3 separate regions of the Homo sapiens genome follow, and all the other regions are linked to region 1. The links are chromatin loops, found by intact Hi-C in ENCODE. Cell type or tissue: Calu3. All regions are shown on one strand. Links, peaks and the distances in the headings refer to the core of each region. The heading gives the core; the rest is flanking DNA.

The links. Hi-C counts contacts between places; a loop is a spot of excess contacts. Peaks named below come from ENCODE experiments on the same cell type or tissue, not always from the same donor. Only the 100,000 strongest peaks of a DNase experiment are listed, where the experiment ranks them.
Region 2: a loop joins it to region 1, with 5 times the contacts of the local background. A loop is called at or near these places in 11 of 110 quality-filtered maps.
Region 3: it touches region 1 in a loop (6-fold over the local background); 10 of 110 quality-filtered maps call a loop at or near these places.

What each region holds. Positions count from the first base shown.
Region 1 is chr7:94,217,600-94,228,723 of GRCh38, forward strand. No RefSeq gene overlaps it. Among named protein-coding and RNA genes, the nearest start is that of COL1A2-AS1, 170 kb to the right of the region's middle. RefSeq lists an enhancer at 5,797-6,702. In Calu3, for the core only: no CTCF peak of the experiment used is centred there; a DNase peak (open chromatin) is centred at 5,982.
Region 2 is chr7:93,792,664-93,803,787 of GRCh38, forward strand. No RefSeq gene overlaps it. Among named protein-coding and RNA genes, the nearest start is that of MIR4652, 81 kb to the left of the region's middle. In Calu3, for the core only: no CTCF peak of the experiment used is centred there; no DNase peak of the experiment used is centred there.
Region 3 is chr7:93,710,638-93,721,761 of GRCh38, forward strand. It overlaps MIR4652 (microRNA 4652), which reads left to right and starts at 6,291; the gene lies at 6,291-6,368. In Calu3, for the core only: a CTCF peak has its summit at 4,805 (motif pointing right); a DNase peak (open chromatin) is centred at 4,794.

The DNA.
Region 1 (11,124 bases), core at 3,684-8,683:
AATATTAAAGTTAATAACCACATTTTTCCTAGAAAAAATTTCTAAGCAGGTACATCTTAAGTATTCTCACACCACACACACACACACACACACACACACACACACACACACACACACACAGTAACTATGTGAGGTGATGGATATTTTAAATAGGTTGATTGTGGAAATCATTTTACAATATATATGTATATCAAATAATCACATTGTACACTTTATATATAATTTTTGTCAATTACGCATCAATAAAGCTGGGGAATAAAAGAAAAATTAACCATTTCCTATAGAGCATGAAAAGTTATTAATGAAAATTGCCATCACCTGTTGAGTTTGCTCTCGTACCAAAGTCTAAATACTTATATAACTGGCAGGTTAATTACTTACTAAGCACACCACAGCAGTGCTGTTAGCTATAGGGAATAGTAATTTCACTGACTACAACCTAGTCCTAATAAGAGAGGAACTTTTGCCATTTCAAATGAAATGTGTGCCATGGGGGTAGTCCATGGACTCTAGTATTTTAGACACACAGGAGAGTCAGAGATTTCAAGGAATTGAAGGAAATTCTGAGACACAATTTGGGAAGAGATGTCACTCTGAGTTCTTTATATTCTATAAGCCCATCTCCAACTTTCGGCATGATCTATACTGAGTTCTTAGTTCCTTCCTTGGAAAGTGCAACACAAAACAGTGACTGTTCCAAAGCTTCAAGTCTGGATTGCCTTCTAAATCTGGATGTACAGCTGCTGATTAGTAGATCATTTTGACTCTTGATTCTTTCTATAGGCAATTGAGCATTTATGACCAGTCTGTAATGAAACAACTCTCCCTCCCTATTTTTAAAATGAAAGTGCTACCAGAATATAACAGGGACCATATTAGCTTCAGTGGATAGTCTAAGTTTTAAAAATTGTGGAGATATTTATACAGTAGGAGAAGGTATATTCTACCTGCTGTGGGTGGGAGGAGTGATTGTCATGATGGGGTGATGAGGGAAAGAGTTAAAGGCTTTTCGTAATCACTATTTGCTCAAGATAATAAAAGCTTGAGTAGATCTTAACTCCCCTCCTTTTTTGGTGGGGGTGGTTGTAGACACTGAGTTTTACCTACCCCTACTGACTTCTTCAAGGGGTGGGGGTTATCACCCAATTTTACAATCTTTCCTAGGTCAGAAATGAATTGCTCTGTTAACCTCAAAATCCTACTATCTTTTACAGGATGGATGCAATAATTAAATCCCTCTTTTCACTAAAAAACACTAAACAGCAAGCCACACTTAAAAGAAAAACTTCTCACTGGAAAATTTTAAGAATTAAATTGTTCATTGGTTATAAGACGTAAAATGTGTCTTCTGAGAAATATCACAATAAACTTCATATGACTAACTCTAGGGCCATAGCTGGAGATCGTATTTTTTAATCCTACTTGTGGTCAGGAGACAAGAACATCATTAATGGGATGACAAGTGTTAGAAACTTTAGAAAAACAAGCAATGGGGAAAGGATTCCCTATTTAATAAATGGTGCTGGGAAAACTGGCTAGCCATATGTAGAAAGCTGAAACTGGATCCCTTCCTTACACCTTATACAAAAATTATTTCAAGATGGATTAAAGACTTAAACGTTAGACCTAAAACCATAAAAACCCTAGAAGAAAACCTAGGCATTACCATTCAGGACATAGGCATGGGCAAGGACTTCATGTCCAAAACACCAAAAGCAATGGCAACAAAAGCCAAAATTGACAAATGGGATCTAATTAAACTAAAGGGCTTCTTCACAGCAAAAGAAACTACCATCAGAGTGAACAGGCAACCTACAAAATGGGAGAAAATTTTTGCAACCTACTCATCTGACAAAGGGCTAATATCCAGAATCTACAATGAACTCAAACAAATTTACAAGAAAAAAACAAACAACCCCATCAAAATTGGGCAAAGGACATGAACAGACACTTCTCAAAAGAAGACATTTATGCAGCCAAAAAACACATGAAAAAATGCTCACCATCACTGGCCATCAGAGAAATGCAAATCAAAACCACAATGAGATACCATCTCACACCAGTTAGAATGGCAATCATTAAAAAGTCAGGAAACGACAAGTGCTGGAGAGGATGTGGAGAAATAGGAACACTTTTACACTGTTGGTGGGACTGTAAACTAGTTCAACCATTGTGGAATTCAGTGTGGCAATTCCTCAGGGATCTAGAACTAGAAATACCATTTGACTCAGCCATCCCATTACTGGGTATATACCGAAAGGACTATAAATCATGCTGCTATAAAGACACATGCACACGTATGTTTATTGCGGCACTATTCACAATAGCAAAGACTTGGAACCAACCCAAATGTCCAACACTGATAGACTGGATTAAGAAAATGTGGCACATATATACCATGGAATACTATGCAGCCATAAAAAATGATGAGTTCATGTCCTTTGTAGGGACATGGATGAAATTGGAAATCATCATTCTCAGTAAACTATTGCAAGAACAAAAAACGAAACACCACATATTGTCACTCACAGGTGGGAACTGAACAATGAGAACACATGGACACAGGAAGGGGAACATCACACACTGGGGACTGTTGTGTGGTGGGGGGAGGGGGGAGGGATAGCATTAGGAGATATACCTAATGCTAAATGATGAGTTAATGGGTGCAGCACACCAGCATGGCACATGTATACGTATGTAACTAACCTGCACATTGTGCACATGTACCCTAAAACTTAAAGTATAATAATAATAAAATAAAATAAAAAAGGAGCATTTTCTGCAAATACCTGGTTTAGAAGGTATCTGGCTGGTCCTCCACTAGGAAGTTGGGTGGAGTAAGCAATAGTTTATTTGATAGGAGACAGAGGGATTAAAAATGGCTTTTCCCATTAGGACAATAGGGTATCTAAAATTCCCATCACTAGTCATTCCTGTGAGTAAAATGTTTTTATCTTACATTATATTTAGTTTTCAATTACTTGTTTCCCACTGCATGCTTTTGTTTTCATTATACTTCAAATAATTTTTATCATGATTATTAAGCCATCAGAAGATTCAAATTATAAATTCATTACTGAAGACATAGGTGACTTAACACTTCTGTGGTCTTCCTTTTAATACAGGGCTGATTAAAAGCATGTATTTTGCAGCCTGTCAGGCTGGGTTTGAATCATAGCTTCACCCCTAACTGCGTGATCCTGGGCCTCACATTCCTCATCTGTAAAATAAGAATTTAAAAAAAAAAAAGCTGCATAGAATATTGTTCAAAGATATTAAACAAAATCATTCACGTAAAAACATAACATGTCATGATATGTATTAAATATGTCATGCAGAGAAAAATATTTAAAAATTGATGCATTCTTGCTTCTCTACAATTTGTAGAAATATATTTTAAAAGTGCTTGTACAGTAAAAGAAACTATCATCAGAGTGAACAGGCAACCTACAGAATGGGAGAAAATCTTTGCAATCTACCATCTGACAAAGGGCTAATATCCTCAATCTACAAAGAACTTACACAAATTTACAAGAAAAAAACAAACAACCCCATCAAATAGTGGGTGAAGGATATGAACAGACATTCTCAAAAGAAGACATTATGCAGCCAACAGACACATGAAAAAATGCTCATCATCACTGGTCATCAGAGAAATGCAAATCAAAAACACAATTAGATACCATCTCACGCTAGTTAGAACGGCAATCATCAAAAAGTCAGGCAACAACAAATGCTAGAGAGGACATGGAGAAACAGAAATGCTTTTACACTGTTGATGGGAGTGTAAATTCGTTCAACCATTGTGGAAGACAGGGTGGCAATTCCTCAAGGATCTAGAACTAGAAATACCATTAGACCCAGCAATCCTATTACTGGGTATATACCCAAAGGATTATAAATCATGCTACTATAAAGTCACATGCACACGTATATTTATTGTGGCACTATTCACAATAGCAAAGACTTGGAACCAACCCAAATGTCCATCAATGATAGACTGGATTAAGAAAATGTGGCACATATACACCATGGAATACTATGCAGCCATAAAAAGGATGAGTTCATGTCCTTTGTAGCGACACGGATGAAGCTGGAAACCATTCGAAGCAAACTATCACAAGGACAGAAAACCAAATACCGCATGTTCTCACTCATAGTTGGGAGTTGAAAAACGAGAACACATGGACACAGGGCAGGGAACATCACACACTTGGGCCTGTCAGGGGGTAGGGGGCTGGGGGAAGGATAGCATTAGGAGAAATACCTAATGTAAATGATGAGTTGATGGGTGCACCAAACCAACATGGCACACATATACCTATGTAACAAACCTGCACGTTGTGCACATGTACCCTAGAACTTAAAGTATAATAATAATTGTAAAAATCCTATACTCTATAAGTACTCAATTGTTTAACAAAATGAACAGAAATTCTGTTTCATAATTTACGTGTTTAACTTAACACATTGACTCTCCATATTTATGTTTTGTAGCTATCGAGTGAGATATTGTAAAATAATAATAATAATAAAAGTGCTTATAGCTTGGAATTTTTTACATATTCAAGATAAAGAACAGAAAATATCTACAAATTGTTTTCAGTTGATTCTTTTTCCCATGCCTTCTAGGGAGGGCACATCCCATCCAGTCAACAAGTTATATCATTTCTCAGCTCCTCAGTTTTCTCATCTATTAAATGAGATGTGTGGACTAAATATGAAGTTTTCAAAATTTTTAGTTATTCTAGTTGATGAGATACCTTTCATTCAAATGCAAATTTCACAGGAGCTCAACTATTAAAAATGCATAAAATTGAAGCTACTCTATTTAAAGTGGGCTTGGGTAGGGAGTAAAACTTTACCTACCTCACTAGATCAGAATAAAATACAAGTTACTCGGTTAATATCTTATGATTCTACATAGAAACTTGTTGTTTTTCAAAATCCATGTAAGCAAAAATGGAAGCCTTTCCTGATAATTAAAGTGATAAAAAGGAAATTTTAATAGTATCATTTGTTTACCGGCTTCATTTCACTGGTTATTTTAAAGCTAGGTTTTTTAAAAATTGGCTTAAGTTTCCTATTGCAAAACTTTTCTACAGAGCCATATTTCATTTAAAAAAAAAGTGTGGTATTGTGAAAGGAGAGTAAGAATTTTTAAGTGCTGAACTGAGGAGGAGATAAAAATAATAGCTAATGAATACTGAGGACCTAGTTATGTACCAGTTCAATAGTTCTAAGCATTTTATATGGTTTAGCCCATTTAATTCCCATGACGATCACATGAAATCAAATAGCTATTTATAATATACTATTTTAAAGATGAAAAATACCAAAAAAACTTTAAGCAATTTGATCAAGGTCATATAGTTTAGTAAGCAAAGCCTCTGGGATTTGAACTTGGAGAGTCTGGAGCTCTACTGATGTGGCCCTTAAATATTTCAAGGATTATATGATATTTTAATAAATAAAGAAAACTCCATAGAAGCATACATAAAGTAATAATGTAAAATCATGTAGATATAAATTAAGTTCCTTAAAATCTCTAGAGTCTAGAGAACATACTAGCTGATGATTAGGAGGTTAAAAAAATATTAGTTCTTCTTTCATGGTGACTAGTATTTACTTCTAATTTTCAACAGTTTATTAATTTTTAAAAAGAAACAAAATATTTAACTGTACTTTTTTTTTTTACAAAGCAGACTATTGCAAATTATAGAGAATATTTTGACCCTTTTGAAGAAAACCTGCATAGAGTGTTAGATTTAATCTTAATAATGCTTTATTTTCTACAATAAGTCTGTAAATAAGTTCAAGATCATCTGCTGTGTGATCTCTTCTCTTGCAGGAAAGGAGAAAAAAAATGATAGTAGTCGCTGCAAGGTAAAGGCTTATCAATGTCCCTTTAGGAGGGCTACTCTACTTTCCTTTGAGAATATCCCCATCTTGTGGAATCTCCTATGCCCTGAGGGCACGTTATGGGCAATTCTCCTCTGCATTTCAGCCAGGGGGCTGGAGATTCCTCAGATAAGTGTAATCCCTGATGATCTGGGCAAAAATCCGATTCCAAAGAGGTGTCTACACATTTTGAGTACATATGCCCCAAAGCATGCCAATGACAGTCCTAGAGTTGTTCAAATGGCTCCAGATTCTTTTTGAAGTCTCATCTCCTGTGTGTTCTGATTACTTTGGCTTACCAGCAGGACGACTGTTTTGCTAAATTAATGCACAAGACATGTGAAGGAGATGAATGCCCTTCCTGTTGAGAGCCAGCAGGAAGGCTGGCTGCTGAGGCAGATGCTGTCTGTTTAAACACCTCCCGCTCACAGCCTAAGTGCCCAAACCCTGTGGAAGAATGCCTGATTCAGGAACCAAGGTTGTCAAACCAGATCACATTAACTGCTTTGGCAGCTTTTCTCTCTCTCCGACTCAATGCTGTTTTGTGGTTTGCAGTGGGTGTTCTTTACCATGGCATTAAATTCACAACACAAGAGGCGTAATAGTCAGGCTCCTGCTTTGAAAGAGATGAGGTTATCTATGGAATAATTAGCCCATATCTGAAAAGAGGAGAGATAAATCAAAACCTTCGCAGTGACGAGTTGTTTTCAACTGGTCAATTCACATTGTTTATAATACGAAGACAACCCATCCATTAAGCATCCACCATTTTAACGTTTAAGAATAAGGACAGTTGATATTCTTGTTTAGGATTTCTAGTGCACATGGACGAACATTGCACCAGGTCAATTTTTTTTAAAAGTAGCTTAAGACAAGAGCCATGACATCAATTTTGTGAGAAGAAAAATCATCTGTTTTAAAAAATGAAAAAGAATAAAGAATTAAAACATTCTCAATCTGCATTTTATTTTATGGTCCACAAGAGATATTTATTTGATACAATAATACAGTTAGTGTTCCATCCAACAACTAGAACAAAAGGAATAAAACTTTGTATATATACATAAAAACTCAAGATATTTAATGTGACAAGTATATATATTTAAAATAATGCTCTTAAAATTCCTTAGTTATTGAAAATATAAAAACAAAAAGATGTTCATAGAAACAGAATGCATGAAACCAAATATCAAAGTTTGAGCAAATTAATATGTGAGGCAACTTAGCTAACAATGCATGATTTTCTTGTTTACAATCTACTAAAAATATCTTTATATCAACTGAGTGGCAAAATAGGTTTAATAAACTCAGACACCTACCGACAGAGTATTACTTTCTTTTGAGCTGGTAGTGACCACAGAAATGTCAGATCATTTCTCTGAATGAAGCATTTTATTCAAGTAACACAAAACTTCCAGACATATTTTCATAATATATTTAATCATTTCTTCATGTGATATTTATAGATAATTTGAATTTTCTGGTGTAGTTACGTGGATATATTGTGTAGTAGTGAAGTCTGAGCTTTTAGTGTAACCATCACCTGGATAATGTACATTGTACCCACTAGGTAATTTTTCTTCCCTCAGGATCCTCCCTCCTCCCACCCTTGAGAGTCTCCAATGTCTATTACTCCACAACCTGTCCACGTGTACACATATTTAGCTCCCAACTATGAGAACATGTGATATTTCACTGTTTCTGAGTTATTGCACTTACGTATTATGTAATATATAACACACTTCATACATGTAACATACATGGAAGGTGTTGAAACAAAGTAAAATCATGACCCCCTACCCCATTTACCTAAATATTACCTACCCTATATACCAAAGTACCTGTGCAGTCCTCTAATATCTTCTCTTACCTCCTTATCACCAATTATTCTGAAATATGTTTCTCTTTTTAAATTTATTTTTAATTCACAAATAAAAATTCTCTATATTTATCATATACAAAACAATGTTTTGAAGTATGTGTACATTGTAGAATGGCTAAATCCAGCTAACATATACATAACAATGCATGTGTTTCTCATTCTTAATGTTAATATTCAGGTCCATATCCATTATTAAAAAACCTCAGGACCAGATGTATTTCAGATTCAGATTGTTTTTATCAATTTCAGAAAGATTATATAGGGCATATCTTATATATTATGATTATTCCCAACAGAGTCTAGAGAGAATTCAGTAGTCAAACTCATCAATATATCCCAGGGCACAATGGGTGAACATTTACATCTGCTATAAATAAACACTATGAATAGCCTTATGTTGTCTGTTTTTGCCACCAAACGAGGTTGCATATAAAAACAAACTTTCACATCTCATGGCCTTATGGATTTTGGAATTCCAGCTAAAGAGCTTAGATCTGCTGTTTAACTTATCAAACTTTTCTCATTTAGTTAATCCTTTATGTATTTTGTTTAAGAAACCTTTCTACTCTGAAATAATAAAGGTATTCATTTAAATTTTTTTCTTACTTGTAAAGTTTTATCTTTCCTAATATATTTAATTTATCCAGAAATCTTTTTTGTATATAAGAATGAATTCTATTTTCTTTTCTCCTCTATGGATAAATAACTATCACTGTAAAATTTATAAAACTCCACCTCAGTTATATATCTTATTTCTGTACATGAAGAGGTCTACTTCTGGACTTACTGTTGCACAAATTTTTACCTTTGCACTAAGACCACACTATTTTAATTAGCTTAGCTTGATAGCAGGCCTGGTAGTTGGTAGAGCTATTCTCTTAACCTTATTCTTATTCATCAGGAGTGCCCTGGCTCTTCTTGACCCCTTGATCTTCTATTCAAATATTATCATAAACTAGTCAGGTTCCTCAAAAACCACTTTTGGGAGTAGGATTGGATTTTCCCTGAAACTCTCATTTAATTTAAAGAAAATTGACATCTTAGCAATATTGATTTTTCCTAACTGAATATGGGCACCTCTCTGCATTTATTTTTTTAATGTATTTCAATAAAATTTTATAATTTTCTCTATACTGGCATTGCACATATTTTGTTACACTTATTCCTGAGTACATTATCATTTTTGTTTATACTGAAAATGGTGGGTTTAAAGTTTCGCTTTCTATGTATTGCTGGTGTTTAGAAATACAACTGACTTTTGTTTTTGATCTCATATCTAGTCACTTTCCTAATAAACCTATTTTTATTCTAAGAAACTATCTCTATATTCTTTGGATTTTCCATATAAACAATACTATTTGTAGATAACAGTTTTGTTTCTTCTCTTCAAAAACATATTCATTTATTTTACTTATATTTCATCGACTAGAAACTTCAGTGTAATATTGAAAAGGAAGAGCAATAGAAGGAATTATTGTCTTATTCTTAATTTTAAAAGGAATATTTCCAAAATTTATCATTAAGAATGGTGTTTGCTGTAAAGTTTTGATAAATACTTATATTGCTGAGTTAGAAAGGTAGTAATCATGAATGGATGTTTAATTACACGAAATGATTTTCTGCTTTCAGTGAGATGAGCAAATGATATTTTTCCTTTATAAATGTGGGGAAACATATTCATTGATTTTATGATGTTAAAATACCTTTATATTTCTGGGATAAATGCAACTTGATCATAATGTATTATCATTTTTATACACTGCTAGATTTGGTTTGTTAGTACTGTGTTTTTCATTTTGGCATTGACATCTGTGAGTAAAATCAGACCATAATTTTTTTTCACATATAGTCCTTAACTGTGTTTTGGTATTAGAATATAAGTTGTGTAGAATTTCCTCTTTGTCCATTACCTAAAAGAATTTTTATGAAGTTAGAATGATCTGTTTTGCTTAAAAATTTAAAGAATTCATTGATAAAATTGAGCTTACTATTTTTAATATGGGGAGGTTTAAAATTACTAATCTGAATTTCCATTTCTTATTGAGTCAGTTTTAATAGGTTTTAATTTTTCTACAAATCTATACATTTTATGTTTCAATTTTTTTCTTAAAAAATCATGCATAATATTATTTTGCTTTGGCTTTGTCTTTGTGACTTAGTAAATTCTGCCACAGGATTATATGTATTACTTGTCTATTAAAATAACTTTCTTCTTTCTTTCTTCTCTTCATTATATGTTTTCTGTTTCATTAATTTATCTTATTTATTATCTTTTATTCTATTTTCCTTGAATTTATTTTACTGATTCTTTGTGTAAAATCTTAAGTTGAATTACCAGCAAATTAATTTTCAGACTTTTTGTATTCTATTGTAAGTATTAAAGGACACACACATACCCCTTCAAAAGATTCAATATTCTTCGTTTTATGTTAATTTTATTATTAGTCAGCTCTAAGTATTTGTTATCCATTACCAAATGGATGAAGACTGTGAAATTCATTGCTTAATTTATTTCTATCTTAATAATACTGAGATCTGTATAACATTCTTCGAAATAAATAAAACTCTAGTATTTAAAGCTTCAGATATAGTAGAAAATAATGTGTATTCTCTGATTGTTGGAAATACAGTTCTATGTGTGCCCCTGAAATCAAGCTTGTTGATAGGTTGTTCAAATTCTTCATATTATTATATTGTTTGTCTGATGTTCTAAAAATAAAAATATAGGGAGTTTGTGAATCTGTTAATTTTTTCTAGTAGCCAATTTCTCCTGTAGTTCTATCATATTTTGCTTCATATATTTTGGTGTTTAGCTAGACCCATACAGGTTTAGTACTGTTATTCTTCTGGTGAATTGAAACTCTCACTGTTTATAAATATTTATTTTATCTTTAAAAATGCTCTGTGTTTTAAGTTTTATTTTATTCAATTTAATACAGCTACCACAGCTTGCTTGCTTGCTCACTTGCTTTGCTTGCCTTGCTGCTTTTTCTATGTTTAAATTCACCAAACTGAGCAATGGAATCTTTCCAGCACCCCAGGAACCCCCTGGTGTTCCCTACTCATCACTACCCCCATACATTCCAGAGGGTTAACATTCACAACTTCTTTATTTTGTTTTGTATGTTCCTGGTTATCTCTTTTTCCATTCTTTTATGATCAGTCCCCCTAAGTTTCTATATTTCCCTTCAATCCAGTCTGACAATTTCTATCTTTAACTTTTAGCAGTTATAGTTAAATTGCTATAATTAGGGGATTTATTACACCTATATTTATTTATGGTATAAATAACTGGTGAATTTAATTACATTTATTGTTCTTTGCATAAGATTATTGTTTAT
Region 2 (11,124 bases), core at 2,098-7,097, 430 kb before region 1:
TTCTCCATCCAGCTTTGTTCTGTTGCTGGTGAGGAACTGCGTTCCTTTGGAGGAGGAGAGGCGCTCTGCGTTTTAGAGTTTCCAGTTTTTCTGTTCTGTTTTTTCCCCATCTTTGTGGTTTTATCTACTTTTGGTCTTTGATGATGGTGATGTACAGATGGGTTTTCGGTGTAGATGTCCTTTCTGGTTGTTAGTTTTCCTTCTAACAGACAGGACCCTCAGCTGCAGGTCTGTTGGAATACCCTGCCGTGTGAGGTGTCAGTGTGCCCCTGCTGGGGGGTGCCTCCCAGTTAGGCTGCTCGGGGTTCAGGGGTCAGGGACCCACTTGAGGAGGCAGTCTGCCCGTTCTCAGATCTCCAGCTGCGTGCTGGGAGAACCACTGCTCTCTTCAAAGCTGTCAGACAGGGACACTTAAGTCTGCAGAGGTTACTGCTGTCTTTTTGTTTGTCTGTGCCCTGCCCCCAGAGGTGGAGCCTACAGAGGCAGGCAGGCCTCCTTGAGCTGTGGTGGGCTCCACCCAGTTGGAGCTTCCCGGCTGCTTTGTTTACGTAAGCAAGCCTGGGCAATGGCGGGCGCCCCTCCCCCAGCCTTGTTGCCGCCTTGCAGTTTGATCTCAGACTGCTGTGCTAGCAATCAGCGACATTCCGTGGGCGTAGGACCCTCTGAGCCAGGTGTGGGATATCGTCTCGTGGTGCGCCGTTTCTTAAGCCGGCCTGAAAAGCGCAATATTCGGGTGGGAGTGACCCGATTTTCCAGGTGCGTCCGTCACCCCTTTCTTTGACTCGGAAAGGGAACTCCCTGACCCCTTGCGCTTCCCAGGTGAGGCAATGCCTCGCCCTGCTTCGGCTCGAGCACGGTGCGCACACACACTGGCCTGCGCCCACTGTCTGGCACTCCCTAGTGAGATGAACCCGGCACCTCAGATGGAAATGCAGAAATCACCCGTCTTCTGCGACGCTCACGCTGGGAGCTGTAGACCGGAGCTGTTCCTATTCGGCCATCTTGGCTCCTCCTCCTAATCATCATTCTTGAATTAAAGATAGATGGGATTGATTTTTAAGACTAATTTTTAGAGCAGTTTTAGGTTCTCAGTAAAATTAAGAGGAAGGTATAGAGATGTCCCAAATATTCCCTGCCTCCTCTGATGCATTATCAACATCCCCCATCATAGTGTACATTTGTTACAATTGATGAACCACATCATTATCACACAAACTGTATAATTTATATTAGGTTTCACTCTTGGAGTTGTACATTCTATGAGTTTGGACAACTTATATCTCCACCGTTATAGTATTATACAGAGTATTTTCGATGTCCTAAAAATCCTCTGTTATTTTCCCTTAACCCCTGGCAGCGACTGATCTTTTTATTAGATTGGTGTAAATGTAATTTTGTTTTTTGCCATTGAAAGTAACAGCAAAAACTGCAATTACTTTTGCACCAACCTTAATGTTATCTCCGTAGTTTTACCTTTTCCAGAATGTCATATGGCTGGAAGGATGTGACCTTTTCAGATTCACTTTTTTCACTTAATAATATGCATTTAAGTTTCCTCCACATCTTTTCATGGCTTCATAGTCCATTTCTCTTTAGCAGTTAATATTTCATTGTTTGGACTACCATAGTTCTACATTTTGGCTTTTTTAAAAATCCATTCACCTATTGAACATCTTGGTTTTTTCCAAGTTTTGTCAACTATAAAAATCTGCTATAAATATCCATGTGCAGCTGTTGTGTGGACATAAGTTTTCAACTTCTTTGGGTAAATACCAAGGAGTGTGATTGTTGGATTGTATGGTAAGAATATGTTTAGTTTTGTGAGAAACTTCCAAACTGTCTTCCAAAGTGGCCATACCATTTTGCATTTCCACCAACAATGAATGAGAGTTCCTGTTATTCCATATCCTCACCAGCATTTAGTATTGCCAGGGTTCTGGATTGTTTTTATTCTAATAGGTGTGTAATAGTATCCTGTTGTTGTTTTAATTTGTATTTACCTGATGACATACGATGAAGATCTTTTCATATGCTTATTTGCCATCTGTATATCTTTTTCGGTAAAGTGTCTGTTAAGGTTTTTGCCTCATTTTTTAATTGGGTTGTTTATTTTCTTACAACTGCTTTCTAAGAGTTTGTTGTATAAATTTGGGTAACACTCCTATATCAGAAACATTATTGTTTTTTTGCAAATATTTGCTCCCAGTCTGTGGCTAGTCTTTTCATTCTCTTGACAGTATGTTTTGTAGAGCAGAAAAATTTAACTTTAACAAAGTCCAGCTTATTAGTTATTTCTTTCATGGAGCCTGCTTTTGGTGTCATATCCAAAAAGTCACCACCAAATCCAAGGTTATCTAGATTTTTTTTCCTATAGTATCTTCTAAAAGTTTTATAGTTTTGTGTTTTATATTTAGCTCTGTGATATATTTTGAGTTAATTTGTGTTAAGTGTGAGACCTTCTCTCAATTTATTTATTTTCTTTTTCTAATTTTAATTTTAATTTTAATTTTAAGTTCTAGGTAAATGTGAAGGATGAGCAGGTTTGTTACACAGGTAAACATGTGTCATGGTGGTTTGCTGTACCTATCAACCCACCTGCTAAGTATTAAGCCCAGCATGCATTATCTATTTTTCCTAATGCTCTCCCTCCCCTCACCACACCCCCAGAAAGGCCACAGTGTGTGTTGTTCCACTCCCTGTGTCCATGTGTTCTCATTGTTCAGCTCCCACCTATAAGTGGGAACATGCGGTGTTTGGTTTTCCGTTCCTGCATTCGTTTGCTGAGGATTTTCTATTTTTTTTTTTTCATGTGAATTATTTCACCCACCATTTAGTGAAAACTACTTTCTCCATTATATTGCCTCCTTTTCTCCTTTGTGAAAGGTCAGTTGGCTATATTTACATGGGTCTATTTTAAAGCCTTCTCTTCTGTTTCTTTATATATATATATATATATATATATATAATTGGTGTATTATTGGTGTATATATATTATATAACTATAATATATTCATATAGATTACACTGTGTTACAAACAACATAAAACAATACAAAACAGTTGAAATGTTAAGGAGAAAAAAGGTGACTGAGAGCATTGGGCAAATACTTACTTGACCATAAGCAGTGTCACTATTCTCAGGTAAGAATGAGGCATCCACAACAGTCACCCGCGGTGACAGCCATGCCCAGCTGAGTACCAGGTTCATGAGAGTTACCAGCATCATGAGAGAACACAGAAATGAGAACTGTACAAACTGACAGATTTGTTTCAGAACAAATGTGTGGCTTAGAAACTCTAAAAACTGGGATAAATTTTAGGAATCTAATTTCACACAAACAAGTCATAATAATCTGCATGTGAAAATTGAATTAAACTTTTGTTTAGGTATAGTTTTACCAGGATGGGGACATTTAGATTTCCTTTTTTATCTTCCCATTAATATGGCATTTATTTATTTATTTATTTATTATTTATTTTAATGATTTTTTTTTTTCTAAGAGATAGGGTCTCACTCTGTGGCCCAGGCTGGAGTGCTGTGGCACAATCATAGTTCACTATAACCTCAAACTCCTGAGCTCAAGCCATCCCCCCACCATAGCCTTCCAAAATTCTGGAATTACAGGCATGTTTCATTTACTTTTTTTAAATTTACTTTTATTTTTCTAATATTTATTCCACTAACAATATATTATTGAGTTAATGGTGCCTTCAAGCATTGATCTTTTGTCTTAAAAGTATCATATGTATAATTTCATATGTGTACATTTACATAAACAAATTTAAATGCTGAATTACATCTACATTTTAAATTTACGCACCCATTTAATTGTTACTTAAAAAACAGTTTAGTATGAAATTAATGTTATAGAAAATAAATGCTATCAAAATATCCATATAGATTACACTATGTTACATATGTTACAAACAATACAAAACAATTCAAATCAGATCTATTTTCTGGCTTTTATACTTAAGCTGAAAGCACCCAGCATGAAACTAAAATTTGGAAAAAGTTGAAGAGCTCACCTCTTCTGTCAGTGACTTGATTTGCCTACCATGTATCTTCAAACTTTCACTATACCGAAATATTGTCCACTTAAGCCAATTTCATACATTAGCAAGAAATTAAATGTGGTCTCTTGAAGGTCTGTCAAACTCAATTTCCACTATGTCTTTCAATTTTATAATTTTAAGAGATCAATATGATCATCAAGTTCATTGCTCTGCATCAATGTTTCTCAATTGTGGTTACATGACAGAAACAACTGTCCAGCTTTTTAGAAGTATATTATATGCTTAGATCCTACTTCTGAACTGTTATCAACAAGGTTAGTTAAAACTTTGGCAGTCTAGATAATATGTAATTAGAGAGGAGCTATATGGAAAGGCTAATAGCTATGTCCCTTGATGCAGAACATAGGGAGACATCATGCTGCATCACACTGACCTCCAAGCCCCCCAGTTTTACTTACTTTTCCCTATTTTTTTTTAATTTCTTACCACTGGCAGAAGACATTAGATTAGCTAAAATGGCCCCCAAATCCTCATTTCCTTCTCACTCTTCATTTAGGGTGACATAACTCAGCAGGTGATTATTTTAATATATATGTATTCCTAGATGTGGTGAGACAGAAGAGGAGAAAGAGTCAAACAATAATTGAGTAAAAATAGCATTGTACTGATCTATAATTATAACAATAGTTCATAAATTTGAACAACTCCATAAACCACAATCCAACAATGCATATCAGGGATGGGAAGATGTAGAAAATAATTTAATTTGCCTACACTGCATGTAGAGCTAAGTAAGAACATTTTCCCTGATTCACAATGGAGCTTCCAACTTCAGTTTAAGAGGCATATTTTCCCTGAGAAATAAGTCTGAAAACCACATTACTGGTTAGTACTCTCAATAGTTCTTTTTTTTTATTTGCAGTACTTTTGATTTTTTAGACTAGACAACCTCATAAATACTACAGATTTAAGATATAATAGAATATCAAAATCTAGTCTGCCCTGCCAAGTTATCAGCAGTTCTAAAGTGAACATAAGATAATATGAAATCACAGGATCGCAGAGTGAGTGAGCTCTAGGTTTTACTTTATCTTTAAAATAAATTCTAGTTTCTCTTTCATAACTGTGATGGTGCAGTTTTCTGGCCTACAGATGGAAATGTAATATTTGATATTAGAACAAATGTTAGGTATCATTTCAAAGAGAGTTTTTCACCAATAACTTATGACCCAAACAATCTGTTCCAGAAGAATGGCTCTGCAATATCTCAAACCTTTGTAATGTTTTTGCATTAATAATATATACATATACATAAATAATGTGTGTATATATATATACATATATATTTTTATTTACTTCCTTAAATTCAATTTGGTAGACATCAAGTTATAAATTATTCAGATAAATAGTTATGTCTCTTCTGCTTAGCAGCACTCATTTCAGTATTATGGACAATTTAACGTATCATTGGTCAACTTTATTAAAATTTTTCTTTTAGCTTCTTTCAGAAATATTTGCTTAAAATCTATATCTCTAGTGTGACCATTTTGAAATTTGTTTACTTTTACATGATCATTTTGGGTGGAAAATTTATAGTTCAACCACCTTTGTACTAAAAGCAATGGGATTTAATTTTGAAAGTGTCTGATAAGGACACTTTCAGGAAATCTTGCCATGAATAGAGAAATAGGACAGCACTCTCCTGTCATTAGAGTGCAATTAGACATTCAAAGTTGGAAGTTATTAGAAAGAATTATCTCTTGGAAGAAGTCTAAAATAAAATCAGCTATTGCCAGTTCAAGTGGAGAGTATACATTGACAAATTGTTTTGTATTTGGTCTCAAGTCTGCAATCAAATATTTTATGATATTTTTTATGAGCTCAGTTTTAGAAATCGTCTTACTATGAAGGTACTTGAAAATGCTAAGAGCCACAGCTAATTTAGCATCCCTTAGAAATTAATATAACTAATATTTATTGAGTACTTAGCATGTGCTATAAAGTTTACATGGATTTTTTTCATCATCTAATATTTTTCTATAAGAAAAAATACTATACTATCTTCACTTTATAGAAGAATGTCCAAAAGTTACCTCTAGGTTCTACAACCTTCTGAAGGTCACATGGGTAGCATGTGGTGGACACAACATTTTAACTTGGGCAATCTGACTTCAGCTCCTACATGCTAAGGTATAAAAAAACTATTACCCGAGTAGCATAGTACTGTGGCTAAGAACTATAAAATTAAATATGAGTTTAATCTTCACACTTTATCCTTTGCAAAAAAAAATGATATTAGGCAAACTACCTTTTATATTCTTTGTCTGAAAAATGGGGATTTTATATGTATATAGCAATAATTTTATACCTAAGTGTATAGGAGCTGAAGTCAGATTACTCAAGTTAAAATCTTGGGTTCTTCACATGCTAGCCCTGTGACTTTCAGAAAGTTGTAGTATATATGTGACATAACTATATATATATATATATATATATATATATATATATATACACACACACACACACACACACACACATACACACATATAGGTGTGTGTGTGTGTATGTGTGTGTGTCATAGGGTCATAGGTTTGTTGTAAGGTTTCAATAAAATATAAAGAAAGCCAGTAAAATGCTTCCTTTTTCTTTTCATACAAAAGCAGGGGTGAGGGATCCTTGAATTTTATACATCTCCATACATCTTCCAAAATAAAACCACACAGATCAAAAAGGGGAGCAAATAAAACTACCAATAGCTTATTCCTATATAACACCTGGAGACAGGTGATATTTCAAACCTCAGTTTATCTTTAACTAGAGAAAAAAATAACTGAAACTAGTAGAGTTGTCTCCAGAGCTCACATAAAAGCAGATGGTCAGGCAAGATATGGACAGAAGAGAAGAGTGTAACAGCAGTGATGGAACACAGAACACATGCTAGGGTTCAGGACTAGAGATATCCATGTTGACTGGGGACATGCTGAGAGCAGGTCCATGATCTGATCAGAATGCTTGGCTCCTAGACTACTAGAATATGGAGAGATTGGAAGGTCCATAGGCCAGAAGCAGCAGTCTTGAGAAGATACTGTTCTGGGGAAGAGTAAGCACCTTGGAGAGAGAGATCCCATGGAGGCATGATGGCAAGAGGAAAAGAAAGAAGTGACAAAGAGAAAGTCTCTAAGGAAATAAAATATTTTCAAAGAATTGGATGAAGATAGAAAATACCCTTTATTAAAGAAACTGCACTTTATTGTGGAAACAGAAGAGGGAGCTAGTGATGTAAGAATTTGGTAAATGTCAGGGTGAAATTTAGTACACCTTAGAAATACCCTGGCTATCCCCTTAGGATGACCTGCTGTTATTTGTTCAGCAAATTAATTAGACATCCTCACGAATATAATGAGGAACGCGGAATCCATTCACAGCTCTTATAAGAAGAAAACAGAAAATACTACGGAGGAGAAAATCTGAGCCAGAAACCCCATATTTTACGTATTAACTCTGCCTAAAATTCTGCCTTACCTTTGAATCACACATATTCAAGGCAGAAGCAAAACAGTGAAACTGAAGTTGAAATAATTGACTTGAGTTTTGAAAATGTTGCCTACCTAAGTCAGAGTTGGAGTTCAAGCCTAAACAAGTTATTTGCCTGCTGAAACAAAAATATCAACACTCTTTGGAGCAATGTAACAGAATTTAGAGCCTCTACAATATTAATATTCACAAAGTGCAAAATACAATTCAAGTTGACTCAATATAGAAAGGATAATGCTAAAAGGAAAAGATAATCAATAGAGCCCAATTCTGAGGTAACCTATATGCCAGAATTTTCAATCAAGGACTTTATAGCGGTTATTATAATGATGTTCAACGAGGCTAAACAATTCTCCTAATGAATGATAGTATAGGATGTGTTAGCAAAAAAACTAGAAAATATGAAAGATAGGCAAAGGAATATTAATGCAACATGCATACTTTTATAAGCAATTAACAGAATGAGTTTATTTAGAAAATGGAGATGACAAAGGAAATAGTGAATCTGAATATAGAGCAATAAAAATTATTCAATCTGAGTAATTTCAATTCAATAATTTCAAGTGAAATTGAATATAGATCATAAAAATTATTCAATCTGAAATAGAGAGGAAAAAGCATTAAAAAATTGGCAGTGCTAAAGTACCTGTGCAAAACATCTACCAAACAGGTAATTATAGTCTTAGTAAAGAGAAGAGAACGGAGCAGAAAAAAATATTCAAAGATATAATAGCTGAAATTTTTCCAAATTTGATGAAAGACAAATTTATATATTTTAAAAAATATGGCACCCCCTAAGCAGAAAAAAAAACCAAGAACACTATGCTTAAGCATATCACAGACAAATTGCTGAAAATCAAAGAAAAATGGAAATAAAGTAGAAAATATGATACAGGGAAATAATGATTTAAATGACATGGATCAGCACTTTGGGAGGCCGAGACGGGTGGATCACTTTGGGAGGCTAAGGTTGGTGGCTGAGGCCAGCCCAGCCAACATGGTGAAACCCTGTCTCTACTAAAAATACAAAAATTAGCCAGGCATGGTGGTGGGTGCCTGTAATCCTAGCTACTTGGGAGGCTGAGGCACGAGAATCACTTGAACCCGGGAGGCAGAGGTTACAGTGAGCTGAGATCTTGCCACTGCACTCCAGCCTGGGCAATACAGTGAGACTTTGTCTTTAAAAAAAAAAAATATATATATATATATATGTGTGTGTGTGTGTGTGTGTGTGTGTGTGTGTGTGTGTAGCATATATATTGTGTATATATATATAACATATATATTGTATATGTATCGTAGCCATATATATATATATATAGTAGCCAGAAGTTAAGGGGTAGGGTTTTTATGAGTTTCCTTTTTGTTTGTTTGTTTATACAAACAGTAAGTTATTATCAGCTTAAAATAATAAGATAGTATTTGCGAGCCCCACAGTAATTTCAAATTAAAAAACATACAACAGATACACAAAAAAATTAAAAGCAAGAAATTAAAACATACCACCATACAAAATCAATTTTACTGAAAATAAAATAGAAAATAAGGAAGAAAAGACCACAAAATAACCAGAAAACAAACAACTAAATGGTAAGAGTAAGTCCTTAGTTATCAGTAATTATATTGAATGTAAATGGACTAAACTCTTTAATCAAAAGACATAGAGTGACTGAATGTAAAATAAAAGAAAACAAGATGCAATAAGCTGTTGCATACATGAAAAGAAATATATTTCATCTATAAAGATACATGTAGGCTAAAAATAAAGAGATAAGTAAAGATATTCCATGCAAATGGAAACCAAAAAAGAGCAGAAGTAGTTATACTAATAGCAGACAAAATAGATTTGAAGACAAAACCTATAAGAAGAGACAAATATTGTCACTATATAATGATAAATGGATCAATTCAGCAAGGGGATATAACAACTTAAAACATATATGCACCCAACACTGGAGCATCTGGATATATAAAGCAAATATTGCTAGAGCTACAGAGAGGGATAGACCCCAATACAATAAGAGCTGGACTTCAACAACTCACTTTCAGCATTGGCCAGGTCTTCCAGAAAAAAAAAATCAACAAAGAAACACTGGACTTAATCTGCACTATAAACCAAATGGACCTAATAGATTACTTATAGAACATTTCATCTAATGGCTACAGAATACACATTCTTTTCCTCAGCATATGGATCATTCTCAAGGATAAACCACATGTTAGGTCACAAAACAAGTCTTAAAACATTTGAAAAAACTGAAATAATATTAAGCATCTTCTCCAACCACAATGGAAAATAACTAGAAATCAATAACAAGAGAAATTTTGTAAACTATACAAGTACATGGAAATTAAACAATATGCTCCTTAATGACCAGTGGGTCAATAAAGAAATTAAGAAGAAAATTTAAAAATTTCTTGACATAAATGATAGTGGAAACACAATACACCAAAACCTATGGAATACAGCATAAACAGTACTAAGAGGTAAGTACCTACATCAAAAAAGAACTTTAAATAAGCAATCTAATGATACATCCTAAAGACCTGGAAAATTAAGAACAAACCAAACACATAATTCATAGAAGAAAATATATAATAAAAAACAGAGTAGAAATAAATGAATTTGAAATGTAGAATACAATAAAAAAATCAATAAAACATAAAGCAGGTTTTTTGAGAAGTTAAACAAAACTGACAAACTTTTAGCTATACCAAGAAAAAACAGAGAAAATGCCCAAAAAAATTAAATAAAAGATGAAAAAGGAGGCATTACAACCAATACCACAGAAATGCAAAGGATTTTTAGTGACTACTACGAGCAATTATATTCCAATAAATTGGAAAATCCAGAAGAAATGGACAAATTTCGAGACACATACAACTTACCAAGATTGAACCATGAAGAAATCTAATACTTGAACAGACCAATAACAAGTAATAAGATTGAGGCTGTAACAAATTCTTCCAGCAAAGAAAAACCCAAGACCCAAAGGCTAAATTGCTGAATTCTAGCAAACATTTAAAGGAGAAACAATGCCAGTCCTACTCAAACTATTATGAAAAATAAAGAAAGAGGAAATACTTTCAAACTCATTCTATGAGGGCAGTATTACACTGATACCAAAACCAGACAAAGACATATCCAAAAAAGAAAACTACAGGCCAGTATCTCTGATGAATATTGATACAAAACCCTCAACAAAATACTAGCAAACTGAATTCAACAGTACATTAGAAAGATCATTCATCATGACCAAGTGAGATTTGGCCCAGAGATGCAAGGATGGTTCAACATATGCAAATCAATCAGTTGATACATTATATCAACAGAATGAAGGATAAAACCATATGATCATTCAACTGATGCTGAGAAAAGCATTTGATAAAATTCAACATCCCTTCATAACAAAAAAAATCATAAAAAACTGGGTATAGAAGGAACGTACCTCAACACCATAATAAAAGCCATGTATGACAGACCCACAGCTAGTATCATACTGAATGGGGAAAAACTGAAGCCTTTCCTTTTAGATCTGAAACACAATAAGGATGCCCACTATCATCACTGTTA
Region 3 (11,124 bases), core at 2,207-7,206, 510 kb before region 1:
TTAACTTCTCTTTTGTCCTATAATTTCCAAGTGTGTTATATCTATGTACATGAAACCCTCTCCCTAGATAATGTTATAATTTTTCATTATAACCATGAAATATATTTTTTTAAATGTAAGGAAAAATATATTACATTTTCCAATATGTTTACCATGTGTGTTGCTCCTCCATCATACCTGAAGTTCCGTGTTTTCCTCTGATATTATTTTCTTCACTTGAAAATTTTTATTTAGTATTTCTTTTAGGGAAGAACCATGGAGACAAATTCTCATAATTTTCTTCGTCTGAGAATATCTCTTTCTTTCTTCCAACACCTCCCCCATGGCTACTTTCCATACTTTTTTGGTCTTATTTTGATTGTGAACTGTCTATGTTTGGTTTTCTTGGAATTATCTTGTCTGGGGTTTGCCTAGCTTCTTGAGTCTGTAAATTTATATATTTTATAAAATAATTTCTATGGAAGAGTTTAAAAAAAAACTGTGCATAAATTTATTCCTCTTATCAGGTAAAGTAAGGGCTCACTTACTCACCCCTGAACTGGATATCATTAAGTGATCTCAGACCCCTTTTCATTAAGCTTCAGTGAGGCTTCAGAATTGTTTCCACTACAGTCAATAGCCAATCAAATACTGTGCAAAAGTGTACTAAAGATGTCTTTGAAGATGCTGTTCATTACAACTCAGGGACCTCTTCAGTCCTGCTATCGGAGAAATTGCTCTCTCACTTTAGATACTTTAAAAAATCTTAGGGAAACTGTTGAGCTCCTCTCTGTGATATGTTTGCCAATGCTTACGTACAGATTTGTGGGTCCTTCCACTAAGTATGCAGAATCAGTTGGAGTGCATTTTGTGTATTGACCTCACTTATAATTACAGTTTATGTTTTATTTTCTCCTCTTACCCTATTTTCTTCATCTACATATTGAAGATTTTATAATTTGTGAGTTGATAAAATCTACTAAAGTCCTATTGGAAAAATTAGAGATGTAAATAAATAAATTATGGCATCTTCTTTAGTAAAAACACTGAATAGCCTAAAGGTATTAATTCTTCCCAAGTAATTTATAGTTTTAATGAAATTATAATCAAAGACCTATTTTGGATGTAGACAACATAATTCCAAATCTATTTTGTAGAATAAAGTGATGAAAAGACCTAAGAAAATGTTAAAAATGAAGAATGATTAGTCAACTTCCTCGACAATAGATTTAAACATTTGTAGAATTAAAAGTTTTAAAAGAATATGAGCTTTACACAATTCTGGGCAGGGAAATTAATAAACAGACACATGTTGACTTATGGCAACAACTTAATGTGGAATGAATAAATTAGTTACCAAATGGTTTGAAGGAAATACTTAATCTCATGCCTTACAACAAAATAAATTCCAGATGCATTAAGGGATTAATTTTTAAAGAATAGCGTACAAATCTACAAGCTATGTGTTGAATTTATCTTTATGAGAGGAAATTTCTGACGTAGAAACCATGGGAAACATAAACAAAGCGGGGCTTATGTAATAATTCGTTGCACAAACTCTGAAGCTGGTCCTCTGGACTCAAATCCCAACTTTAGAATTTGCTAGTGGTGTTATCCTGAACAAGTTAGTTAACAGCTCTCTCCTTCCATTTCTAAGATTTTAAATATGGAAAAACACAGTGTCCACGTCACCTGGATTTTGAGGATTTAATGGGATAACCGATGTGAAGTGCTTAGAATAGTGCTAGGTACATAGTAATTGCTAGATAAGTGTTATTATTTTTATTAGACTTGAGATATTAGATAAAGACTTAAAGCAATGCTAACATTAGAAAATACTTAGAATTTAAAGTGTAAAGTGTTAGGTGAAAATTTTCTGGTTAAAAAGAACAAAAAAAGTAGCATAATTCTAATTGTGTATTGAAAGTTATTTATACATATTTTAAAAGAAATCTAGAAGAAAATATCCTGAAATATTTCCAGTGGATAGATCTAGAGAAAAATGCAAGCATACCTTTTTTCATTGTCCTTTGCTTTATTGTACTTTGCAGATATTGCATTTTTCACAAATTGAAGGTCTGTGGTAACACTGTGTCAAGCATGCCTATAGGTGCTGTTTTTTCAACAGCATGTGCTCACTTTGTGTCTGTGTCACATTTGTTAATTCTCACACATTTCAAACTTTATTATTATTATTATATCTGCTATGATGATCCAAGATTAATGATCTTTGATGTTACTCTTGTAATTGTTTTGGGACAGCACAAATTGTGTCCATAATGATGGCACACAATCTATAAATGTTGTGTGTGTTCTGACTGTTCCACTGAGCAGCCATTCCTCCATCTCTCTCCTTCTTCCCAGGCCTCCTTATTCCCTGAGAAACAATATTGAAATTAAGCCGATTAGTAACTCTACAATGGCCTCTAAGTGTTCAAGTGAAAGGAAGAATGACACATCTCTCACTTTAAATAAAAAAGCTAGAAATGATGGAGCTTAGTGAAAAAGGCATATCAAAAGCTGAGATAGGCTGAAGGACTTCTTGTATCAAACAGTTAGCCAAGTTGTGAATCCAAAGGAAAAGTTCTTGAAGGAAAATAAAAGTGCTACTCCAGTGAACACATGAATAATGAAATGAAACAGGCTTATTGCAGATATGGAGAAAGCTTAAGTGGTCTGGATAAATTAAACCAGCAACAACATTTTCTTAAGCCAAAGTCTAATCCAGAGCAAAGTCCTAAGTCTCCTCAATTCCCTGAAGGCTGAGAGTGGGGAAGCTGTAGAAGAGAATTTTGAAGCTAGCAGATATTGGTTTATCATGTTAAAGGGTAAATAAAAAGTATCCATACCATAAGAGTGCCAGCTAAAGCAGCAAGTGCTGATGTAGAAGCTGTAACAAGTTATCTGGAAAATCTTGCGAAGATCATGGATAAATGTGGCTACACTAAACAATAGATATTCAATGTATACGAAACAGCTTTATATAGTATTGGAAGAAGATGCCAACTAGGAGTTTCATAGTTAAAAAGGAGTAGTCAATGCCTGCCTTCAAAGTTCTAAAGAACAAGCTGATTACCTTGTTAGAGGCTAATGCAACTGGCAACTTTTCGTTGAAGCCCATGCTCATTGATCATTCTAAAAATCCTAGGCTCTTAAGAATTGCACTAAATCTACTCTGCCTGTGCTCTATAAATGGAACAACAAAGCCCGGATGGCAGCACATCTATTTATAGCCTGATTTACTGAATATTTTTATCCCACTGTTGACACTTACTGCTCAGAAAAAAAGATTCCTTTCAAAAGGAATCTTCTCAAAATATTATTGCTCATTTACAAATGTCCCCAGTCAACCAAGAACTCTGATAGCAGTGTACAAGGAGATTATTGTTGTTTTCATGCCTGCTAACACAACGTCTGTTTTACAGCCTATGAATCAAGAAGTATTTTTTACTTTCAATTCTTATTAATTAAGTAATACATTGTGTAAGGCTGTAGCTGCCATAGACAGTGATTCCACCAATGGACCTGGGCAAAGTAAATTGAAACTCTTCAAGAAAGTATCACCATTCTAATGCCATTAAGAACATTCATAATTCATGAGAAGAAGCTGAAATATCAAAGTTAACAGGAATTTAGGAGAAGATTTCAACCCTCTTATATAACTTTGAGAGGCTCAAGGGTTCAATGGAGGAATCACTGAAGATATGGTGGAAACAGCAAGAGAACTAGAATTAGAAGTGGAGTCTGAAGATGTATCTAAATTGCTACAATTTCATGATAAAACTTCAGTGAATGATGAATTGCTTCATATGGATGAGCAAAGAAAGTATTTTTTTGAGATGGGATCTACTTCTGGTGAAAGATACTGAACATTGTTGAAATGAAAACAAATGATTTAAAATATTATGCAAACTTAGTTGATAAAGCAGCAGCAGGGTTTGAGAAGTTTGACTCCAGTTTGAAAGAAGTTCTACTGTGGGTAAAATGCTATCAAACAATATCACATGCCATAAAGAAATCTTTCATGAAAGGATGCATCAGTTGATGTAGCAAACTTCATTGCTGTCTTATTTTAAGAAATTTCCATAGCCATCAGAACCTTCAGCAATCACCAGCCTGATCAGTCCGCAGCCATCAACATTGAGGCAAGACCCTCCACCAGCCAAAAGATTATGAGTCACAGAAGGCTTAGATGATCATCAGCATTTTTTTAGCAGCAAAGTATTTTTAAATTAAAGTATATATTTTTTAGACATAATGCTATTTCACACTTAATAGACTAAAGTATAGTGTAAATATAACCTTTTTATGCACTTTGGAAACCAAAAACCTCATGAGACTTGCTTTATTGCAATATTCACTTTGTTGCATTTGTCTGGAACCAACCCACTAATACCTCTGAGGTATGCCTGTATTGTGTCTAATTTATTTTCTTATTACTTATCAAATTTTCCACAACAAGCATGCTTCTCCTTGCGTAATCAGAAAAGAAGTTATTACATTTTTTAGAAATGAAATCATTTAAATAATGAAAGAAGAATCACCCAATTTTATTTCAGAAATAAAACAGGAAGGGAAATTAAAGAGTAAAGGGAAAAGAAAAAATATTTTCTTGGGGTAAGGGTTGTAAGAGAAAAGGAAAGGTTTGTGCATATGTGAAAAAAGATTACTCAAAGTAGTATCAACCCAATTGTAGGTGTTAAGAGTTCAAAGATAGGAAGCTTTCTAGGGCATCAAAAACCCTCTAAAGATTTCGGAACTGCGGGAGGTAACATCTATCAAGAGAATTCGCCAGGGTGGCCGCCAGGGGTCTCCTGTGGACCAGGAAGCCTTGACCTAGGATAAGTCCATGGTTTATGAAGAGAGAAGGAGCCTGTCTTCATGGAAAGAGGGGAATGAAAAAGAAAGTCTTGTCCATATTTACGCGGCATAATCTTACATCCTAGAATCAATGAATGCTAGACCAGAAAGGAACTTGATGGATTTTCCAGCTTGGACCTCATTTTAAGATTAGGAAATTTAAACCCAGAGAGGTAGTGAGGACTAACCTGAAGTTACACAGCTGGTGAGACACACAGTTGGATAATACTACAGATATCATGGATGACTTTTATACCATCTTACACTGTTAAAAACTCAGAGACAATCAGTACATAGAATTGCCGCACTGCAACCACAAAGTGATTCAGGTGTTGAAAGTACTGATCTTTGGTATTATTTTCACATCATAGTAATGGCATATAATGTTTGGAAACATATTATATGCCTATTATAACTACTTCATATTATAATGTAGAACTTAGCTCAATTTTAATGTTCAAGAACTGTCAAATAAATGTCCATTATTCATTGTTTGACAGTTATGAATACTTTCTTTTCCCTTTCCTGGCTTAGACATCTTCAAGAATTAATCATTACACTCAGCTTTGTTGGTAGTGAAAAGAAAACAAGTGAAAATCTCAAAATATACCACTTTAAATATGCCATCCCTGTTAAATGTCCACATTTACACACCTGCATTGTGTGCAACTCTTTGGATTCTGTCCTCTGCCTGCATCGGGCTTCCTATATCCTTATCGCTTTCAGCCTCTCCTTTCTCCCATCTCAAAGATTTATCCGTACCTCCCTACTGGTGTCCCCTGGATCCTCATTGCCCAGCTTCCTCCTCCCTTGTCAGATGTAGCCTCTTTACTGTCATTCATTTGTACATCCATCCAATCCACAAATATTTCTTGAACTCCAGCTATATGCAAGCTCTTGTGCAAGAAGCTGTGGGATTACACAAAGCTGTGGGGTATTGTCAGAGATGCTTCTTCCCCACCTCCAATTCAACTTTACACCTCACAGGGTAAGCTGTAACAATTACAGATTGCTTTGCGGCCAGGTGCAGTGGCTCAGGCCTGTTGTAATCATAGCATTTGGGAGATCAAGGTGGGAATATCCCTTGAGCTCAGAACTTGATGACCAACCTGGGCAACATAGACTGTCTTTACTAAAAATTAGCTAGGTGTGATGGCACACATCTGTAATCCCAGCTACCCAGGAAGGAGGCTGAGGTGGGAGGATCGCTTGAGCCTGGACATCCAAGCCTCAGTGAGCCATGATCACACCACTGTACTCCTGGACAACTGAGAAAGACTCTCTCTCTCTCTCTCTATCTATCTATCTATATATGCATATATATAATATTATATATATAATACTTTAGATAACTAAGTTACATACTATATATATAACTATGCAAAAGTTGGTCAGACTGGAGTAGTGATGAGAGTGATAATGGCCAACAGTGATTCAGAATCGTTTGACTCTATTGGACGAGGGGACTGGTTAATAGAACTAACTAACCAGAACTATTTTGTTCTGTTAACCCATCCCCTCATCTAATAGAGTATAAACCTCAATATAAGCTCAACTAGGCTGAGTAAGGCCAAACAAGCAGTCCCCTAGTGTCAGACCAGAGAGAAAAAGTGATGAGAATTTTAAAAATCTTTGCAATCAATGTCAGTGGTGGTTGAGAAGACCTTCTGAAGGGAGACTATGTGATGAAGGATTACGAAGTGAAAGAAATGGTCAGCATATTGTTTCCATTGAAAAGACAGAAAATCTTAAATCCAAGGTCATGTTCCTGGCCTTGCTACTGACCTGTAGGCAACAACTCACTGAGTTTCAGACAGCAAGTCTCTCTTCTAACAAACAGCTGACAACACCTCCTCTTAAGTATTACCCAACCTCTGGCCCCAAAGCACTCCTCAGTCCTCCAGTGCTACAATAAGTCATAATGATTACTCAAATGAAATAGAGATCTTTATGAATGAATAAGTTGCGGTGGTATGAGTTTTGAAACCACATCCCAAACCACATAGTAGAGAACAACAAAATCAGGTCAACCCAGGTGCACTAAAGAGAACTTGCAAAGCCCTTAAACCTAGGAAAAGGAGGGAAGGAGAGGAGGAGAACAGGGAATAAGGGAGGAAGGGAATGAGGAGAGAGAGGAATGAAAGAAGGAAGGAACAAAGAAAGGGAGGGAGGGAACCAAAAGAAAGAGAAAGAAAAAGAAGGAAGAAATGGGGAGAAATGGGGAGAGAGAGAAAGAAAGAGAAAGAAAAGGAGGAAGGAAGGATGGAAGGAAGGAAAAGAAGGGAAGGAGGGAGGGAGGAAGGGAGGGGGGAATAGAGAGAGAGGGAGAGAGAGGAAGGGAGTGAGGGAAAGATGGAGAGAGGGAGGAAGGGAGGGAGGAAAGTTGAAAGCTTGTAGTATTTGCTGATTTTCATGGTGTATTTCCATCATATCCAATTTGTTGAATATGGAGTTCAGAAATGCTACCTGCAATTGCCTCTTGAGAGCAGGTTTGAGCTGGTGCCCACACCACTGTCTATCACTTTAGCCCTGTGAGTAACTGTCACTCATCTGTAAAATGGTGATAGCAATTTTGGCGTTGCCATTTCAAAAGACAACTGAGGAATTATTTGCCAGGGAAAAATATTTTTGATAACTAAGTTACATACCTTATAACAAAATTATAGCTGAATTAAATATTAGAGACTGAAAAAAATTAAGATAAATTATTCATGAATGTTACATAGTTTTTCAGCAAAATAACTTCCTATGAGTGATAACAAGAAAGCTATAAAGGAAAAGATTGAGGTATTGTATGGAATGAAAAGAAATTCTACTTTATGGCAAAAATATTATAAGCAGAGTTAAGGTTCATAGATACTTCTGCAGAAATTAAGAAAATAACATTAATGATTTTATACTATAATATTCCTCATGATTTCTGCTTTCTTTTGTATGCATGGTTATTATGTAATTCATACAATACAGTTTGAGGTCAGCAGACATTATAATCATCAGATGTCAAACTGCACAATCTGAGTCTCAGAGCTGAGTTGCCCAGCTTCTAAGTGTTATTTTTAGGGAAAATAGGAAATAATTGCTATTTCTGGATTAATCACTATGTCTAGGCTTGCAGTGATAAAAACAGAGGATAAACTGAGCCAATTTCTTTTGTTACTCAATTTGAATATCACTGAGGAATCCTAATAACTTGGAAGAGGGTCCATGCTAAATAAGAATTACGCGGGTGATGAAATCTGTGTGCTGGCAAGGAGTCACTAATCATTACCAAGCATTTACTGTCATCACTTTGGTTCTTTCTTTAATTTTCTGATGTTGAATTATTGTCTTAAATAATCGAATTGAATCATCCAGTGAAGGTATGGAAAAGATTTATCATTATGACATAGTAGTGCTATGTTTCCAATGGGTGTGACATTTCAATATTTGCTTTATTCAGTAATTTTTTTTACTATGTACAAATGTACAGGGATATTTAATTAATCGATGTGATAGAATGACATATTTCCCACAAATTACCGTAAGCAAGCAAGCAAGGAAAACAAACTCACAAATTATTTCCTAAATTGGGATAATATAATTAAAATTAACTTTACAATATAATATATTTCCTCACTAGAACAAAAACATAACAAAATTTAAAAACTCTTCGAGCATAATAAAGGACTTAAAAATACACATTTAAAAAAAAATTTAAGTAACTATCAGAAGGAAAGAAAGAAAATAATAATCTGCCACCAGGAGACTGCAACATTTCAGTGACTTTTTCCACCTCTCCTTCCTCCAAAACTAAAGATTATCTTCTCCCTTCTCAGCAACAGGCGTTTGAGAAAGGAGAATTCTAAAAATGAGGCTAGGAAGCAAGTCTAGCTTAGAAAAGGAGAGGAGGTGGGGGAAATTTTGGTGAATGGAAGAGTTAAGAGGAGTGAGGCAATAAGGATGACTAGATATGGGGAGAAAGTAATAGAGTGTGGGGTTGGAGTACGTATCCTGGCAGGCAAAGGAACTACCACATGGATATATGATGGTTAAAGCCATGAGGCTTCGTGCTAGTGGATGATGAGCATTGATGAGTTATCCCAATTGGGGTTCCAAAATTAACAGTGCACACTCCTTCTCCTTTTCCTCTCTTCATTTTTTACATGAATCTGATTACTCCTTCCTCAGGGTTCTATGTGTGAGAGAGACAAGTCTTTTCCCACTCCTATCCACTGACTCATCTCCAACTGCAGACCAGTAACAATGATAAGAAGACCATAAAACTGTGTGGGCATCACATGACCAGCTTACACAGTAAGCCTGACCACTCTGACCATTTTCTCCTTAGCAAGGATGTGGTTATGTTTTAACCCCAGTGTGTTTAGCTTAGCACCTAGAATTGGGAAGCTGCCATCTCTTTGGTTTCATGAAATTCTATTAGCATTTGGGCTCACTTGACCTTTCCTAAAATAATCAGGCTCCAAGCGTTGTGCTATTTCATTTGAGAAGCTAGAAACTGTAAGCAGGGAAAGAACTTCCAGTTCTATAGGGAAGCAGAAACTGTAGGTGTAACTCAGCCCAGTGTGTTTCTCTGTGTTTGTGTAACTTTAGCACTTGGCTTTGATTAAAGACGTTTTGGAAAGCAATCTTGTGAGGTGTTGGAAAGGACCTTTCTCTGCTAAGGTTTTGGGGTTTTGCATGTGGAATGGCTTTTCTGGAATTTTCCATCAAAAAAGATTACCTTGTTGAAAAAGATGATCACTACTTTCCTTCATTTTTATTGCCAGTTGTGTGGATGTAGCTATTCTTAGGTATTCTTATTTGTGTTCTAGGAATGAATGTTCATTCAACAGCTGAGGATAATGTCATCTACTGGAGAAGCAGCTGTTTCTCACCAAGCATATTGCAGACAATATTATTGCTCTAAACAATGCATAAATCAAAAGGGCTACAGAATATTTCTGGAGAGAAACCCAGAGTGCAAAGAAGTTTAACACCTTTTTAAAGGCCACAGACCTTGGTATTCATTCTGGGAAGTGAGGATTTGAGTTTTTCCTTTCAGACATTCTTTGTAAACACGCTCTTTTCACCCTAAGCAAACATCTTTCTTTTACCAGTAGCATATGTCTGACTTCTGGTTTATTCAGAAACACAAAGACTGTAACGTAATACTATTTGTTTATGAAATTTGAACGAATAACCCAGTCTCTGCTTTTTAGTGAAACCAACATAGATTATCATGTCATCTGCCAACAATTAGAGTTTATCTGTTTGCAATATGTATAACTAATATTATTTTTACATTATTGAGCTAGGTGGGACTTCCACTATAATGCTGAATATGAGCAGTGAGAAAGGACATTCATGCCTTGTGGTCTGATTTTAAAGATAAAGCATTCAGTCTCTTGGCCTTAAGTATGATAGTAGCTATTGGTTTTCCATATATACTCTTTGTTAGGTATGTAGGTAAGGTAAAATTGCACTTCACTCCAAGTTTTTTTTAATCATGAATGAGTTTTGAAGCTTATCGAATAATTTCTTTTGTTTATTGATATAATAATATAGTGTTTATTTTTCAGTCCATTGAGATGATAAATTACATTGATCTATTTATAAATGTTGAACTAGCCTTGTATTCCTAGGATGAACCCCATTTTGCTGTGAGGTATTATCCTGTTTGTATATTACAGGATTTTATTTCAAATATTTTGTTAAGGATCTTTGCTTCTATGTTCATGAGTGATATTGGTCTTTAGTTTTCTTTTGTTGTAATGTTTTAGTCTGGTTTTGATATTAGGATAACTCTGACCTAATAAAATTGAGTGGCAAAGATTCTTTTTTTTTTTTTGTATTTTTGAAAGAGGTTGTGTAGAATTGGTATTATGTTGTCCTTTAATGTCTGGAAGAATCTACCAGTGAAACCACCTGGGCCTGGTGCTTTTTTTTTTAAGTTATTAACTAATAATTTAATTGGGTTATCTATTTCTCCATGAGTGAATTTTGGTAGTATGCAGTTTTCAATTTTGAATTTATAGTTATGGCGTTGTTCTTAATATTCTTACTATCATTTTAATGTCTGCATCCATTATTATTTATATTGTTAACTTTTTTCTTTGTCTCCCTTTTTTCACCCTTAATTACCCTAGCTAGAAATACATCAGTTTTTAAAAAGTAACCAGCTTTTGGTTTCATTGATTTTCTTTATCGTTTTTAATGTCATGAATTTTATATACTTAATTAATTTTAATTGAAAAAATTGTATATACTTATGCACAATATGTTTGGAAGTATGTATACATTGTGGAA